Regions from separate parts of the Homo sapiens genome. Here region 2 is linked to region 1. Evidence: chromatin loops called from intact Hi-C (ENCODE). Cell type or tissue: GM12878. All regions are shown on one strand. Each heading gives the region's core, and the rest is flanking DNA. Links, peaks and the distances in the headings are about the cores only. Region 1 overlaps IGSF9B (immunoglobulin superfamily member 9B). Region 2 holds the start of LOC124902797 (a long non-coding RNA gene).

Region 1 (8,329 bases), core at 328-8,327:
AGCGTTCCCTGCCCTATCGTCTGTGTCTGGCAGAACCTCGGTTGGACCCTGATGGAGGATGGCTCCATTCGAATTGAGGAGGCCACAGAGGAGGCTCTTGGCACTTATACCTGTGTGCCTTACAACACTCTGGGGACCATGGGCCAGTCTGCCCCTGCGAGGCTTGTCCTGAAGGTGAGGTCCCAGGGCTGTGACGGCCTCCATGAGCTGGGCACCTGGATCCCCGGCCTCACGAGGGTGCCTGTGCTTTCCTCCCCAGGACCCCCCCTATTTCACGGTGCTACCAGGCTGGGAGTACAGGCAGGAGGCCGGCCGGGAGCTACTTATCCCCTGTGCTGCCGCAGGGGACCCCTTTCCTGTCATCACTTGGAGAAAGGTACCTGGGCCCTGGAGCCCTGGGTCTGCAGGGAGGTGTGAGGGCCCAGGGAGCCCTGGGGCTGCGGGGAGGTTTGAGGGCCCAGCGAGCCCCGGGGCTGAGGGGAGGTGTGAGGGCCCAGCGAGCAGTTCTATTCTGGACCTGCCCTGACCAGGCTAGATGCCGAGCAGTGAGCTGACCCTGAAGAGCGGCAGGCACTCGGGAGGAGGGCAGCGTGGGCGGGCCGGGGTCTCAGGCGCGTCCTCCCCATCTGCTTCGGGCTTCTCTCCTAACCCCCATTTCTGTTCCCACCCTCTTCCCTGCCCCTTGTTCACCAAGGTAGGGAAGCCCAGCAGAAGCAAGCACAGTGCCCTGCCCAGTGGGAGCCTGCAGTTCCGTGCCCTGAGTAAGGAGGACCACGGGGAGTGGGAATGTGTCGCCACCAACGTGGTCACGAGCATCACTGCCAGCACCCACCTCACCGTCATCGGTACGTGGCCGGCAAGGCTGGGCCGGGCGGCGGGGACAGAGCAGGCTGGCTGGGGGCGGGGTGCTGGACGCTGGGAGCGTCCCCTGGTGGCCGCTGCACTCTGCGGGCTCCCTTCCTAAGTCAGTGCAGCCCTGAACTCCGCGTCCAGCACCGGCAGCCTTTGCCCCCGTGGGCTCTGTCGGGGAAGGGCAGCGTGGCTCCTGTCCTCAGGGAGGTCTTTCTGGGGACAGGCCTGATGTCCACAGCAGCCCACCTGAGGGAAAGAGGCGGCTGTGTGGCTGGCAGGGACTGCAGAGCCTTGAGTTTAAGGGCCTTAGGGAGAGCTGGAGGGCTGGAATGAGGGAGACGGGGACTGTGCAGCATCTCAGATGAGGGCAGAGCTGAGACCTGCAGGCCAGGCCTGGCGTGCGGAGGCTGGGCAGGAGGAAGTTTCTGGGGTTCTGTGTCTGGGCGTTCCCGTTTCCGATTGCCCGAAGCGCGTGTCCCAGGACCTTCGCCTGGGCCCTCTCAGCCTGTCCTTCTGGGTCCTGACGGCTATAATCACAGTCACAGCCAATGCTTTTGGAGCCTTTACCACCAGTTTTAGGTTCTGTTCCAAGTGGTCTGCACAGCTCGTCCTTCACAACTCGGGAGGTGCGAGCTGGGGTTTCTCTAGTGTAGGTTCCTCGAAGCAGAGGTTGCCGTGGCCCGAATGCTTTCTCCGGCGTCACATCGCTAAGAAGTAGTGGGTCCGGGAATCGAAGCCAGGATGGGGCTCCTAACTGCTGTGCTGTGCTGCCCACATGCCAGCATTGGGGTGGGACGGAGTTGTCTTCTGAGGCCAGAGAACCTTACGGGAGGGGCTCTGTGGCTGTGCCTGCCGCCTTAGGAGAGAGTGTTTCTGTGCTCACCAGAGAAGCACAGGATTTGGGCCAGGACGAGGAGGGCTCTGGTTTCTGTTGGACCCATTCCTGATGCTATGTGATCTCCTAGTTGGACTAGACCGCACAGTGGGACAGGCTTCCTGCTCCAACCCCACTAACAAGCAGGGTCAGGGGAGTCGGCGCCTGAGAGCATCCCCGTCGCCCCCATCCCTTCACTTGCAGTATTGTGCTCCGCTGCCATGCGCTTCAGCCTCTCAGGTTCCCCACAGCCAGACGGTGGGCACCCAGCCACGTGGCTGAGTTCTTTTCAGTCTGAGAGGTCTCCACTTGATCTCCAGGCACCAGCCCCCATGCCCCGGGCAGTGTCCGGGTCCAGGTCTCCATGACAACTGCCAACGTGTCCTGGGAACCAGGCTATGATGGAGGCTACGAGCAGACATTCTCAGTTTGGTACGGACCTCTGTGAGTCACCCCGGCATGCTTTGCTCTCTGCTTCTCCCCTCCCCGGTCTTCCTGCAGGCTACCCCGGGTGGGGGGAGGTAGGAGGAGGCTGCAGTTCCTGGCCTGCCAGCCCTGCACAGACTGAGGTGGGTTGAGACAGTGATGAGGTCCTTGTGGGTGACGGGAGGGGTCTGAAGGGACTCTGGGCATGGCTGTGTCCCTGTGGCCTGAGGGGTCTGGGCCTCTCTGTGCCCTCTCCCTGCTCACGTGCTGCCTCGTTTTGCGTCCTGCTTCATCCTCTGGATTCCTCTGGAGCCTGGAAGAGACTCCTGCCCTTCAAGGGCTTTGTGAAATTGCCCAGCCTTAAGTGTAGAGTCTAGTTTTTAGACTAATTTTTTTTGTATTTTTGTATTTGTAATTTTTGTGGGTACATGGTACATACGTTTGTAGGTATGGGGTACGTGAGATATTTTGATATAGGCATGCAGTGTGTAATAATCGCATCAGGGTAAAGGGGTATCCACCCCTCAAACATTTGTCCTTTGTGTTCCAACAATCCAATTATACTCATAGTGGTTTAAGAATGTATGATACATTATTGTTGCTTGTAATCCTGTTGTGCTGGCAAACACCAGGTCTTACTGGTTCTTTCTCACTATGATTTGTACGTGTTCACCCTCCCCACCTCCTGTAGTCTAGTTTTTATTCTGTCTTTTCCCCAGAGGCCACAGAAACTGGTGTGGAGAGGTGATGCTCACTTCCCAGCCTTGGGGTCAGCCCCTGCATTTTCTCTCTAGGACCATGTGTTTCTCGATTGTTTTCATTCCTCTGTTGTCAGTTTAGCCAGATGCAGTCATATGAGGTCTTTGCGCAAACCTTAGGGTAGATACAGATCTCAAAAATGTGCCAAGCGGGGTGAGGGCAGGAGGCACAGGAAGGGAGGAGAAGGAAGCCTAGCTGACTCCTCCCACCCCCAAGGGCTGCCCCTCCCTACACTCCTGTTTGAGTAAGAGTGGCAGCCACCTGCCCTGCCCCGGGGGTGACAACCTTGAGCTGGGAGGGCGAGCCCCTCAGTGCCTTCTTTTAGACCTGTCTCACCTGCAGGTGTCTCTCTAGCCAGGCTCAACTCGAGGAGGGGGAGCTCGAGGGGAGGGGGAAAAGGCAGGCACCTGGGGCAGCTCAGGGGGTTCAGGGAGACCCCTTTATCCACTTCTCAGCAGCGAGGGAAGTTGAGAGGGGCACCCGCTCTGTCTCCCATCATGGTGGTTCGGTGGCTGCTTCCCGGGCGGAGTGTCCTGGGTGTCTTGATTCTGATTGGAGAACTGCACCTGGATGATGGGAGTTGCCGCAGCTCACCTCCCGTCCCCTTACTCTGTTCCTCCCGCAGCAGCGTGGGGGCCCTAACCAGCCTGCCCGGTGGCTGCTGGGAGACCGGTGCTGCTCAGCGCCTAGGTGTCCAGGGTGGGACATTTGGTGTGGTCAAGCTGTCTTTGGAGATGCCTGGGTGGGAGGTCTGGGCATACGATGGGGGGCTCAGGTGTAGATTGGGGCTCCCCTGCTGCTTGCGGTGCTGCTTCACGCTGCTGCTCCACGCTGCTGCTCATCTGCACTGCTTTTCCACACGTGGCTCCTCGCTGCTTTGTTGCCTGGGCCAGGGAAGGGCGGGGCCGAGGTTGGGGAGGTCTCCTTTCTTTCTGCCTGCCTCTAACTCTGTGCACTGACTCCGACGTTTGGCGCCGGCTTCTTTTTGTACTGCTTTCCGCTGCCTCATCTCACCCTCCTGGGCGTGCACGGTAGTGAGCCGGGACCCGGGAGTGGATCCTGGAGGGCACCCACCAGGTTACAGCTCAGGGCTGCAAGGAGAGGGCCAGTCCCACAGGACCATGTCTCCTCCCTGTGGTGACGTGGCAGCACTGCACCCATAGCCCTCCGGCTTTGCTGGGAGTTGGGAGCCTGTGGAACAAGGGAACACCCTCGGCCCGTCTTCCTACTCTCCATGCATAGCGTGACCTTCTTCCAACCCTTACGGCCTTAGGGATCCTGGCCCCACTGTGGGGAAACCCCTGGTCATTATGGTCTTATACCCTGGACATCTCAGGTGACTCCAGTCTGATTGGATGAATGAGCCCTGTGGGTTACCCGAGGCCCTACTTCAGCTGTCCCTGGGGGTGTGTGCAGCCAGGTCCTGGGCTCCTTCCCTCATCCTGCCACTGTTGAGCCGCTTATCCCCATACCCCAGAGCCTTACTCTCCCAAGGCAGAGCTTGTTCTTAGGGTTGTGACCAGGGTGGGATTCTCCCACAATGCAGCTGGTAATCCATCTGACCAGTGTCCTGAGCACGACTTGCACCTAAAGGCCCCTTTGGTAGAAAAGATGCCAGCTGTGGTTGGTGACCCAGCATCAGGAGGATTGGCACAGCCAAAGCTGGGCAGGGCATCCACTCTGGGCCATGCCCTCTTCTTGCCCTTGAACCTAGGAACGCCAGGCCCACCAGTGCCTTCTCCCTGAGCACCCTGCATGCACCCTCTTCTCTCCAGTGTGACCCACCCCGCCCCTCGTCCCCTATCCTGTCTCTCTCTTTTGGCCAGGATGAAGCGGGCACAGTTTGGGCCCCATGACTGGCTGTCCTTGCCAGTGCCGCCAGGACCCAGCTGGCTGCTGGTGGACACCCTGGAGCCTGAGACAGCGTACCAGTTCAGCGTCCTGGCCCAGAACAAGCTGGGAACCAGCGCCTTCAGTGAGGTGGTCACTGTGAACACTTTAGGTGAGGGCCCGGGGTGGGATGTTGGGAGCGGGGGTTGTAGAGGTGGTGGGGGCGGTGGCCCAGGCAGCTATAGCAGTCGGCCTCCTGTGTGCCGGTACCTTGCTGAGTGCTCCACAGAGCCGTGCCATCTGATCTCCCCGTGAGGATTTGTTGTGGTCTCTGTGGGGTTTGCTGGTCCTGCATCAGAGTGCCATTGGCCGAATTCCTGTTGCTTTTTCAGGTGGAAGAAAGACACTTAGAATTTTCTCTTTCCTTGTCAGGCCACATGTTTGCTTTCAGGGGAGATTGGGCATCCTCCCTCCTTGGCAGCGCCTGCCGGTTCTGGCCTCTGGCCCCAGCGTCACTGGGCGGTAGGCATGTGGCTGCCTCCCGCTGCAGAGTCTTCCAGGCCACCTTCCTGGAGGCAGCCTCATACTCCTCCCTGCCTGGCCACAGTTGTGTTTGCTCTGCTCTGGAGCCAGAGAAAGGGCCACTGTGAACAGGCTTTTCCTAGGTGGTGTAGGTGGCGCGACTCCAGCCCCTTTCCCAGAATCCGCTCCTGAGCGGCCGCCAAGGTGGACAGCAGTCTGGGATGCTCACCCCCAGTCCTTGGCACCTCTGTGGGGCCTTGTGTTGACCCCCAAACCCCGGCCAAGAAGGGAATGGAAAGAGTGACTGCTGTGCTGTGAGAAAGAAGATATCCCTAGCTCCCTGGAAGAGCACAGGAGATACTTTGATGACATTTAATTATTCCTCCTTCCCCATAGTTCCCATTTCTCTTCCCTTTTGCAGTACACGATTCCCTCATGTATGTTTAGACGTACTCTGAAGGCAGAACCCTGAAGCCCTGGGCCCCGGGCCCTGACTCTGCTTCCCTCTGGGCCCTGACATGTGCACAGGAGTGTGGGGGGTGCGGTGGCTGCCCTGGGCCTCGCTGATGCGCTGTGGTTCTTCTCCTTCCCCCGCCGCAGCATTCCCTATTACAACTCCAGAACCCCTGGTGCTGGTCACCCCACCGAGGTGCCTCATAGCCAATCGGACTCAGCAGGGTGTGCTCCTGTCCTGGCTTCCGCCTGCCAACCACAGCTTTCCCATCGACCGCTACATCATGGAGTTCCGTGTCGCAGAGCGCTGGGAGTTGCTCGACGATGGCATCCCCGGCACCGAAGGAGAGTTCTTTGCCAAGGATCTGTCACAGGTGAGGGCTTTGCTCTTCCTTGCTGCTGCTTCCCAAATCCGGGAAGCGACAAGACTCTAGAGGCACTGGAAGCTTTGAGTGACCAACTTTGGGTGTGTGAGGCCAGCCACATCCTGTACCTCCTCACCACTGGTCCTGGATTCTCCCAGACTCGCTACCAAGGCCTGGACTCCTCAGATCATGGCCCACAGGCTCGGGGCCAGCTCTGGGGCAGCGGGGACCTGTGTTCTACTGAGGGTCCCGGCACCGCTACAAGCTGGGCAGGGCAGGCTGAGAGGCCAGCAGGCGTAATCAGAGCACTGACCCCAGCCCTTGCTGAGCCTAACCTGGGGTGGGCAGAGAAGTTCCAAGAAGAATTCTCTTCTAGGTGTGTCCAGGGAAGAACCCCTTCTCCAGTAATTTAGAGCTCCTGGAAGAAAGTGCATTATCTCTTTTTCCAGTAGCTCCGTTAAACTTGGATATCTAGCTGGGGAGAGGAAGCAGCTGGTTTCCTAAGATACAGTCTCATCTATCTTTCTGTCTTCCTTCCTGGACACTTATTTATCAATAGTGGTTGCTGGAGTCGGCTCCCAGTGGCCCTGGAGAGCCTGTTGTACATATCTCTTCCCAACGCTTTCGGTGACCTCACGTTCGTAGCTTGAAGTCAGCCATTGTAAGAGTGTTTACACCACAGCAATTGGCCAGTGCTACCATCGCTTAGCATTAGACACTTAGCAGTCCTCCTGTGCTTTGGGTGCCCTGCCCTTTGCAAGGCTGTGTGCAGGATGAGTGTGTGAGGGGACAGTGGTCATCTCAGGTCCCTCGGCTGACTGGGTATTGTCCCTGGGGCTGCAGGACACGTGGTATGAGTTCCGGGTTCTGGCCGTCATGCAGGATCTGATCAGCGAGCCCAGCAACATCGCCGGCGTCTCCAGCACAGGTATTTTGGGTTGAGGGTGCTCTTGCAACTATAGGGACATAAGCCCCAGAGCTGCATGGGGGTCATTTTGTGAAATGGCTACTCCACGAGGAGAAGCTGGATTGGAAACTAAGGCAGTGCCTGGTTGCAGCTGCGTGAGTCATAGCCTTTCTTAAGCCCACCAGACCCATATTTCCATGATGCATGCTATTTCGTGAAGCTCAGAAGCTGAGTTTCTGACACTTGTATAAGACAGCCACAGAAAGAAATTCAACTAATCTTCTCATTATAGTAGTCAAAAAGGACTTGATTGAAGTGCTATTTGCTGTACATTTTCAGTTTCCTCTTGTCGGGGAGGGGCTGTGAATCGGAGGAAACAACAGGTCAACCATGTTTATCAAATGCTTGTGATAGACTTCTTTATAATTATGTGGGTTTTATTTGGAAAATTGTTGTTTGGTGTTTTCCTCCCTTCCTTCCTCTCTCTAGATTTTTAAGGCTAAATAAAGCCAATTCCCTAGCATTTTCTCCATTTATCTTTCTTTCTCTTGGCCCTGGTCCCATTTCTACACATCTTCTCTCCAGCTATAGTTCCTGAGACATAGCAGGTTCCTCCGCCAGTGAAGGGGTGTCCTTGGTATGGGAAAAGGCTCTTGCTTATAAGCAAGTGATGGCATCATTTCCTTGGGCACCGCTCACCCAGAGTCCCCTGGGACCAGGTGACAGTGACCTCGTCTGAGGAGCTCATGCAGCAGGACTTGTAGAGTTGGGGAAGTGCTGGTGTGGGCACACTGCAGGGAGCACGAGAGCAGGGGCAGGTGTGGAGTGCAATTTCTGCTTTATACATTAGGCATCAATGGGCTTTAAAAAAAAAAGGTTGTGTCCTACAGGTAGCAGAACCCACAGTCTTTCTTGACTTCTCTGTGGGGAATAGACTCAGAGTTGGAGGAACAGGGATGAGAGCTTGCATCCAAGGCTGGAGCTGAAGAAGGGGTGTTGTGTGGGCCCACCCCTGACCATTCTGTGCTCAGTAGCTCTATGCCAGCTCCTGGCAGGAAATGTGCCTCGTCAGACACTTCCACACAGGGGAAGGAGGAGGCAGCAGCCTCAGCATTCCCTGTATTAGGTCCCCCATTTCCAAAGGCTGTAGCTTTCATTTTCCCCTCAGACAATCAGCATCATCTGGATTATTTTTATCCATTATTATTATCGATGCAGCAATGAATTCTGGCCAAATACGTTACAATCTATCGATTCTGCCTTTGCTGAACCTAAGCAGTGGCACTTACCGACACAACTTTCCTATGAGTATAAGATGGTAGGCTGGTGTCTAGTCTTGGC
Region 2 (8,329 bases), core at 301-8,300, 170 kb before region 1:
GGACTTCTCTACACTGGTTACTCTAGTTAGCCATTTGTCTAATCTTTTTTCAAGGTTTTTAGCTTCTTTGCGATGGGTTCGAACTTCCTCCTTTAGCTCGGAGAAGTCTGATTCTCTGAAGCCTTCTTCTCTCAACTCATCAAAGTCATTCTGTGTCCAGCTTTGTTCCGTTGCTGGTGAGGAGCTGCGGTCCTTTGGAGGGGGAGAAGCGCTCTGATTTTTAGAATTTTCAGCTTTTCTGCTCTGTTTTTTCCCCATCTTTGTGGTTTTATCTACCTTTGGTCCTCGATGATGGTGACATACAGATGGGGTTTTGGTGTGGATGTCCTTTCTGTTTGTTAGTTTTCCTTCTAACAGTCAGGACCCTCAGCTGCAAGTCTGTTGGAGTTTGCTGGAGGTCCACTCCAGACCCTGTTTGCCTGGGTTATCAGCAGCGGAGGCTGCAGGACAGCGAATACTGCTGAACTGTCTGGGTTTTATATGAACTCCATCCCTTACCATGCTACGTTGGGTATGTTACTGTGCCTCAGTTTTCTCATCTATGAAATGTCTAAATTAGTGCCTACTTCGTAAGGTGGCTGAGATAATTAAATAGGTTACTATAATTTTTACAGACAGGGTCTCACTTTGTCACCCAGGCTGGATTGCAGTGGCATGATCACAACTCCCTGTAGCCTCAAACTCCTGTGCTCAAGCAATTCTCCCACCTCAGACTCTTGGGAATACAGATGTGTACCCCACACCTAATTTTTAAATTTTTTGTAAAAATGCGGTCTTGCTATCTTGCCCAAGCTAGTCTCAAACTCCTGACCTCAGGCAATCCTCTCACCTCAGCCCCCCAAAATACTAGGATTACAGGCATGAGCTTATAAATGAGTTATCACACATAAAGGACTTATAAATTCCTGGCACATAGCTAGCACTCGATAAAAACTGGAGGAAAAAGAATAAATAAGGGGAGAAATATGATCAGATTTGTTTTTAAGATGATAAAAGGCAATACTTGTGGTAGTAGAGTATTATACCAAAAGAACACTATCATTACAAAGGCACAAAGGTTACTCTATTTTCTAGTGGACACTTTTTGGTATTAGAGCAATAGTATTATCAACAGGAATGCCTTAGCTAAACTCACAATAGAAACTTAAGCCTGGAGACATGCTTAGATTCCAGATACCCTGACTCACAGCTCTGTGTTCTCTCCACTAGGATGGAAAGAACACTCCACCTCAGTTCTCATCTCACTTCTTTGCTACCACTCTTTGAATAAATATTCTGGTCTTCTGCATTTCAAATGACTCTACTTATAGTTAAATAGCTGTCCTCCTTGAAAAGATTCAGTGTTTCCCAGAGCACAGCAATTATTATAGAACTGGGTTAAAACCCACATTTAAATTCAAACTTCAATGACAGTACCATTCTATAAATGTTAACACATTAATTTGCCATTACAATTAAGCAATATGTATGAAGTTCATAACTCAAGTATCACTGTTAAACTGCTCCTGGTTGTTTCTGTTTGAAGATGGGTAAGAACAGAGAAGAAATGTTCACAGTGCTTACACTGTTACCCCATGCTGGCTGTTTAGAATGGGGCAATATCTTCCTGAGTTACAAGGAGCACCAGGCACAGCAACATGTATCCTGGCTGACCACTTATACCGAGAATGGTTTATTGAAAGAAGACATAAACATCACTGTGATTTCAGGAAATTAACTTTAGTTAACTTTACTTCATTCACTTTTTTACTCAAAAAATATTTACTTTAAAACTAAGTGTTTGTCTAGTAAGGAAGCAGTATAATATAGTGGTTAAGAGCTGAAACTCTAGAACATCTGAGTTTGAAGTCTATCTCTACTGCTTATCAAGTGTTTCTGGCTTGGATGTTCACCAATCTTTCTGTTTTCTCATCCATACGATGGGGATAATTATAATACCTTTCTCCTCCAGTTGTAAGAGTAAGAGAGCATACGTAAAGTGCTGAGTACAGGACCTGACGCAGAGAATGCATTCACATGGTATCAGCCACTATTAGAGAACTGCTTTCTAGGTGCTGAGATTTCAGTGGTGTACAGACCCAAGGATGCCCTCAAGGAGCTCACTAGCAGTTGGGAAACAGGACTCAGATATATAAATACAGTGGTAACTCAAAAGTGGTCTTAAAGAGAAGGAGAGTCTAATTAGGGATTTTAAAAATCTGCTATAACCCATTCAATTTTTAGCTCCCCAAGGGATTTTCCTCACCATCTGGGCCATCAATGCAAGCGAGTTTGAAAAGCCCTCATAATTTTCCTATATCACACCTCCTCCTCAGCAAGAAAGGCTCTGTGGGTGGAAAGCAGCAAAGAACACTGTATGTTATGCAGAAAGCAATCGTTCCTCAGAAGACACAGGGCTCTGCAGAGCAGATGAGCCACAGAAACTTGTTTGGATCAGAAAAATGGGATCATTTCACTGAAGACCTAGAGATAGGAACTGACCACTATTTTTTTTTTAAGGAGGAAAGGGGGATTCACCTCAAAGTACTTTTCTAATCAGAAACAGAATTTGAGAAGAATTTAACATCTTAATTAAAGATATAATGTCACTCTCCCATGTCATGAGATTTAACTTTCATCAAAGGAGAGGTCTAACATTAAAGTCAGAAGTGACTTAAAAAATAGCACACATTGACTTAAAAGTATATTTTGGGTGACATTATTGGAAAATCTCCACTGAGCAAAGCAGAAAATGATGAGGTTAGAAAAATAAAGGAAGCAAGCCGGGCGCGGTGGCTCACGCCTGTAATCCCAGCACTTTGGGAGGCCAAGGCAGGCGGATGACGAGGTCTGGAGTTCGAGACCAGCCTGACCAACATGGTGAAACCCCGTCTCTACTAAAAATTCAAAAATTAGCCAGGCGTGGTGGCGCACACCTGTAATCCCAGCTACTCAGGAGGCTGAGGCAGAAGAATTGCTTGAGACCAAGAGGTGGAGGTTGCAGTGACCCAAGATCGCACCATTGCACTCCAGCCTGGGCGGGTGACAGAGCGAGATTCTGTCCCTAAATAAATAAACAAATAAATAGAAAAATACAGGAGGCAAAGGGCAGAAATCTTGAAAGAAACATAAAAATCAAGTACAGCACAACTTGCCTTACAAATGCAGTACAGTTAATTACAGATGACAAATACTGTCTTATCCTCAATACCACCATCAGAGAGAGGGCGAGACAGTGAGAAAAGGATCTAAATGGGTCCCTCAAATCCCCTTCTAAGTAGTGAGGAGTAGGAGAGAAAAAGAAAATGAAGCAAATAGAAACAGATTTCACCCAACTTGTTGGGACAACTCTGAAATCTGTTCCTGGGCCTGCCTTTCCCAGGCCAAGAGCTGCTTGCCCAGGCTTTTCCCTGAAACCTTCATTTTACAATTACCTCATTCCTCCCCCATGCAACCTGGTAGTATTATTTTTATTTTTATTTTTTGAAATAGGGTCTCACCCTGTCACTGAGGCTGGAGTACAGTGGCATGATCACAGCTCACTGCAGCCTCGAAACCCCAGGCTCAGGTAATCCTCCCACTTCAGCCTCCCAAGCATACAAGGACTACAGGCATGCACCACCACACATGGCTAATTTTTGTATTTTTTGCAGAGATGGGATTTCATCATATTTCCCAGGCTGGTCTTGAACTCCTGGGCTCAAGCAATCTGCCCACCTTGGCCTCCCAAGGTGCTGGGACTACAGGTGGTGAGCCACCACGCCTCTCCCTAGTTGCATTTAAATGAAGGCTTTCTGGAGACTGGTGTAACCCAAAGGTCTTTCTCTAGGCTGGAGTATCAGTGTGAATGTTAGTGGGAAACATGCTAGCTGAAGGAGTGCTTACTGAGCTATCCCTCACAAGTATCAGCAGGTGGAGCTCCACCTGCAAGCTAGCTCTGAAATCACCCTTAGGAAGTGCAGTATACCTCAAAATCAGGCCCAGAAAAAGAAGATACAATGCTGCTATTTGTCTAATTCATGAGTTCAGTGTACTTTGACAATGTCCTTGTTATGATGCAACAAGGATTTCTCTCTGCCATTTTAGCTAAGGCGAACATATAAGGAAGACAACTGACCCAACTACAGAGAATGAGTATCTATACTTGCCCCGACACTAATGGTTCTGACTTTAGATACATACTATTTCTACCTGGCACAGGTAGAAATAGTCTTGCTGTCCTTCACAATTGATTAAAACTAATTTTGCAAATCCCAAATTATCTCACGTGAACTTTCTAATGAGGTACATTTGGTTTTGATTATTGTGCTTTTTCCAAGAACTAGCTTTTTTTAAATTAAAAGACCTCTTTCAAAACAGAAGATTTCAGTTAATTTGGCATTGCTCTTAGTTTTCCTCTCTGAAGTTGAACTTTTGTGTCCACTCCTTCCCTAAAAAGCAGTCCATTTGTAAACTAAGTTTTCTGGATATAGGTGAGCTATATACATATGCATGCACAGTAAAAGGAATGGCTAGCTCTTCTTCCCCTGGAGAGCAGAGCTTGGGTGACACTTTAGCACGATGCCCTGGGTATACACTCAATCAATACTGACTAGGCCCAGGAGATGGATCTGATCCACATTTTTAGGGGAACTAAGCAGAAAAGGAGATGTTTCCTGCGTGCTTCATAAAGTATATAGGTTTTTCACTGACTGAAAATGATTAGAATATAGTCCTCACAATTTTATAAGCACTAAATTTTCAAGAACTGAAGGGCCAGAGTCCTTAATGTCATAAACTCAATATCTTACAGTGCAAAGTGTGTGTATATAAATATATATATACATATATATAAAAGAAAATTAAGAATAGACTTTAAATTTAAAAATCTGAAGATCACTCTTTTAAACTACTTTCCATGATCTGTAGAATTTATAAAGTGGCAACTTGTAATATAAAAATAAATCAAGAAAACATTATCCTGAAGTAAACATTATTTGGTCAGAAATACAGCAATTGTTAGTTTAAATGAAACATAATTTTAAATTGTTTTTAATGCTTTGCAACTTGAATTTTCCATTCCCTATAATGCCTCCCTTCTCCATTAGTAGAAAAAAACCGAGAGCTGACTACACAACCAGAAGTCAGCCTGCTCCTCAAACCCAGTATCAATAAGATGTGAGAAGAAATGTCCCTGCCAAAGACATTAAGTTGCATCACTAATGCTCCAAAGAGGTTCATCAAATGATTCCAGAGGTACTTGCGAATTTCACCGAATCTCAAATGAAGGAGTCAATACAACCTGTTCCTGAGCAAGTGCTGTAGAAGAGTGGCCAGCTGGGATTAATCTGTAGGCAAGGCGCCCTGAAATGCAGAACAGCAACCACAGACACTAAACACTGTTTCCAAAATTTGCCAACTTTCCTAGTACTCACTTAAGAAATTCCCTCTTAGAAATTGTTTCTAAGGAAAGTTCAAACTATTGAGGGAAGAGGATGGTAAAGAGTAATCAAAACACATTCACTATTGCCATTCCTCTCTCATGGTGTTTCCCCTCACCCTAAGCAGCTTGATGGGATGCGGGGGATGGGGTGTGGAGGGGACAAGAAAAAGGCTTTTCTGTATTATATATGACAAAGGGACTTCTGGAGGGCAGTGACTACATTCCAGCCCTCTTCCACAACCCCAAAACACACCACCACTGCACTCTCTCTGGGTAGTCCCCTAACAGTTCTACAAAGTGCCACATGTTAGCAAAATGTGGGCATACAGCTAATATTTAATGGTAATAATAAACCAAATTAAAGATACTAGATTTGCTAGATTTGGTGAATTATGAGAAAGCACAAACTGAGGAGTCCTTTATTAACTGGTACAGCATAGGTAAAGAATAATTCTGGCCAGTATCTACCCAAGGAAAGAAGAATCCAATCGTGTTCATTACTCATTAACTGAGCACACACCCCAATACAACAAAGAAGTCAGTTCAAAGCAAACCATAGCTGGAAACGTCAAAAGAAAACCATTCCTTGCTTGCAGGAAGGGAAAATGCAGAACTAGCTTTTAGATAATAGAAATGAGACTTCAGAGACTGCCTTTCCTTGGGTGAAGAGCAGGTGATTAGAGTCCCTAGTAAACATCTGCCCAAACAACTGGCCCCTGGATTTGAGAAGAAATTAAAATAGAGGAAATAACATAACATAATAAAACACTACTATGTACTGGCTATGAAGTACGATAAAGTGAAAGAAAGAACATACAAGCCCTTGCCTTATTGTTTGTCTCAACCAGATCCATGGTGCCAATCCAGACCCAGGCCTTCTGGATGGAAGTGAACAGACCAAGAAGATGATCAGAGAATCCAAACCCTTACCTATTTATACTAAACTGAAAGCTCACTCCAAGGATGTCAGTTCATTACATAAATGCCTTCTACACGGGCTGGGTGTGGTGGCTCACGCCTGTAATCCCAGGCCGAGGCAGGAGGATCACTTGAAGCCAGGAGTTCGAGACCAGAGACTGGGCAACATGGAGAAACCCCGTCTCTACTAAAAATACAAAACTCAGGCAGGTGTAGTGGCGCGCACCTGTCATCCCAGCTACTTGGGAGGATGAGGCATGAGAATCACCTGAACCCAGGAGGTGGAGGTTGCAATGGGCCAAGATCGCACTACTGCACTCTAGCCTGGGTGAGAGTAAGGCTCCATCTCAAAAAAACAAATAAATAAATAAAATGCATGGCAACTGACATCATGTACATCAACATTTGAGACACAGTGGGTTAGAGGGCTGTATGTGTCCACTGAGTGTTTGCAAGTCAAGGACAAAAACATTTAGAAACCTGTCTGAATCTTAGATGACAACATTTAAGATGTTTGTTATGTTTAAGATGTCTGGTATACTCAGTTTCTTCCTAAGATGGCGAAAAAGTAGCCCCTATTTAGTAAGTGGTCATGTAGCAAGTTAACAGCACACTCGTAACTGAGTACTTCCGTAGTGCTTTAACCTAGACTCTTTTGTTTCTATTTGATTTGCTTGATTTTGTATTTAATATTAGAACAAATCTTTTTTTTTTTTTTGACAGAGTCTCATTCTGTCGCCAGGCTGGAGTGCAGTGGCGCGATCTCGGCTCACTACAACCTCCGACTCCCAGGTTCAAGTGATTCTCCTGCCTGAGCCTCCTGAATAGTTGGGATTATAGGCATGTGCCACCACAACCAGTTAATTTTTTGTATTTTTAGTAGAAATGGGGTTTCACCATGTTGGCCAGGATGGTCTCGATCTCCTGACCTCGTGATCTGCCTGCCTCAGCCTCCCAAAGTGCTGGGATTATAGGCGTGAGCCACTGCGCTGGGCCTATTAGAACAAATCTTAGTCAAAAGACTTCATGTGCCAATAAAAAAAAAAGAGTTTTCCATATTTGCATTAGTACATGCAAACAGATCTTTAGAAGGTATTCCTAACAGGTGTATTTCTTCATTTAGACTGCACCATTCTGTTACAAAACCTATTTTCAGTAAGTGGGGAAACAATGCTGGTTTACTTTCTCTCTTCGAACTTTTCTGCCTCTCACATTTGTTTGACAGACCTAATGCTGACAGTTTTCTAAGATTCATTACTGAAATTTAACTAAATTTAACACAGCACATGAAGAAAAGAACCCAATATTACACTTTCATTCACTACATTAGACTTTCAGAATTCACTACCAAGCATATCTTTTAACATACGTGTTACATATGAAGGAAGCAGACTGCTGCCTATTTCCTCATTTATTAATATATTCAGTCATTTATTCAACAAATGTCGAACATTATTGAGCATCTAGCACGTACTATATTTGGGCCAAGAAATGCAGTGAACAATTCCTACTGTCATGGTCCCTGCCTTCTAATAATACACAAATAAACAACACACACAAACAACATTCTAATTCTACATATATAATTAATTGCAATTGCAATAAATACTATAAAAGTATAGGGGCCACGAAAGTGTATAATGGGGGTGTGAATCTGAGAGATCAGGAGATGCTTCCCTCAGGAAGTGACATTTAAGGTGGAACATGATGAATAAGGAGGGTTCAGGAGAAGCTTCCCTCAGGAAGTGACATGTAAGGTGGAACATGATGAATAAGGAGGGCTCAGGAGAAGCTTCCCTCAGGAAGTGACATGTAAGGTGGAACATGATGAATAAGGAGGGTTCAGGAGAAGTTTCCCTCAGGAAGTCACATGTAAGGTGGAACATGATGAATAAGGAGGGTTCAGGAGAAGCTTTCCTCAGGAAGTCACATTTAAGGTGGAACATGATGAATAAGGAGGGTTCAGGAGAAGCTTCCCTCAGGAAGTGACATGTAAGATGGAACATGATG

Evidence for each region. Hi-C counts contacts between places; a loop is a spot of excess contacts. Peaks named below come from ENCODE experiments on the same cell type or tissue, not always from the same donor. Only the 100,000 strongest peaks of a DNase experiment are listed, where the experiment ranks them.
Region 2: it touches region 1 in a loop (11-fold over the local background); 11 of 110 quality-filtered maps call a loop at or near these places.

The regions. Positions count from the first base shown.
Region 1 is chr11:133,923,500-133,931,828 of GRCh38, reverse strand. It overlaps IGSF9B (immunoglobulin superfamily member 9B), which reads left to right. Exons shown (of 20, transcript NM_001277285.4): 9 at 34-174; 10 at 260-376; 11 at 695-845; 12 at 2,047-2,158; 13 at 4,738-4,913; 14 at 5,864-6,090; 15 at 6,925-7,009. Among named protein-coding and RNA genes, the nearest start is that of MIR4697, 29 kb to the right of the region's middle. RefSeq lists enhancers at 721-1,015, 801-1,095, 663-1,335 and a silencer at 4,136-4,225. In GM12878, for the core only: CTCF peaks have their summits at 940 (motif pointing left) and 4,040; a DNase peak (open chromatin) is centred at 2,935.
Region 2 is chr11:134,094,336-134,102,664 of GRCh38, reverse strand. All of the region lies in intron 1 of JAM3 (junctional adhesion molecule 3), which reads right to left. It overlaps LOC124902797 (a long non-coding RNA gene), which reads left to right and starts at 7,980. Exons shown (of 2, transcript XR_007062960.1): 1 at 7,980-8,136; 2 at 8,317-8,329. In GM12878, for the core only: a CTCF peak has its summit at 3,890 (motif pointing right); no DNase peak of the experiment used is centred there.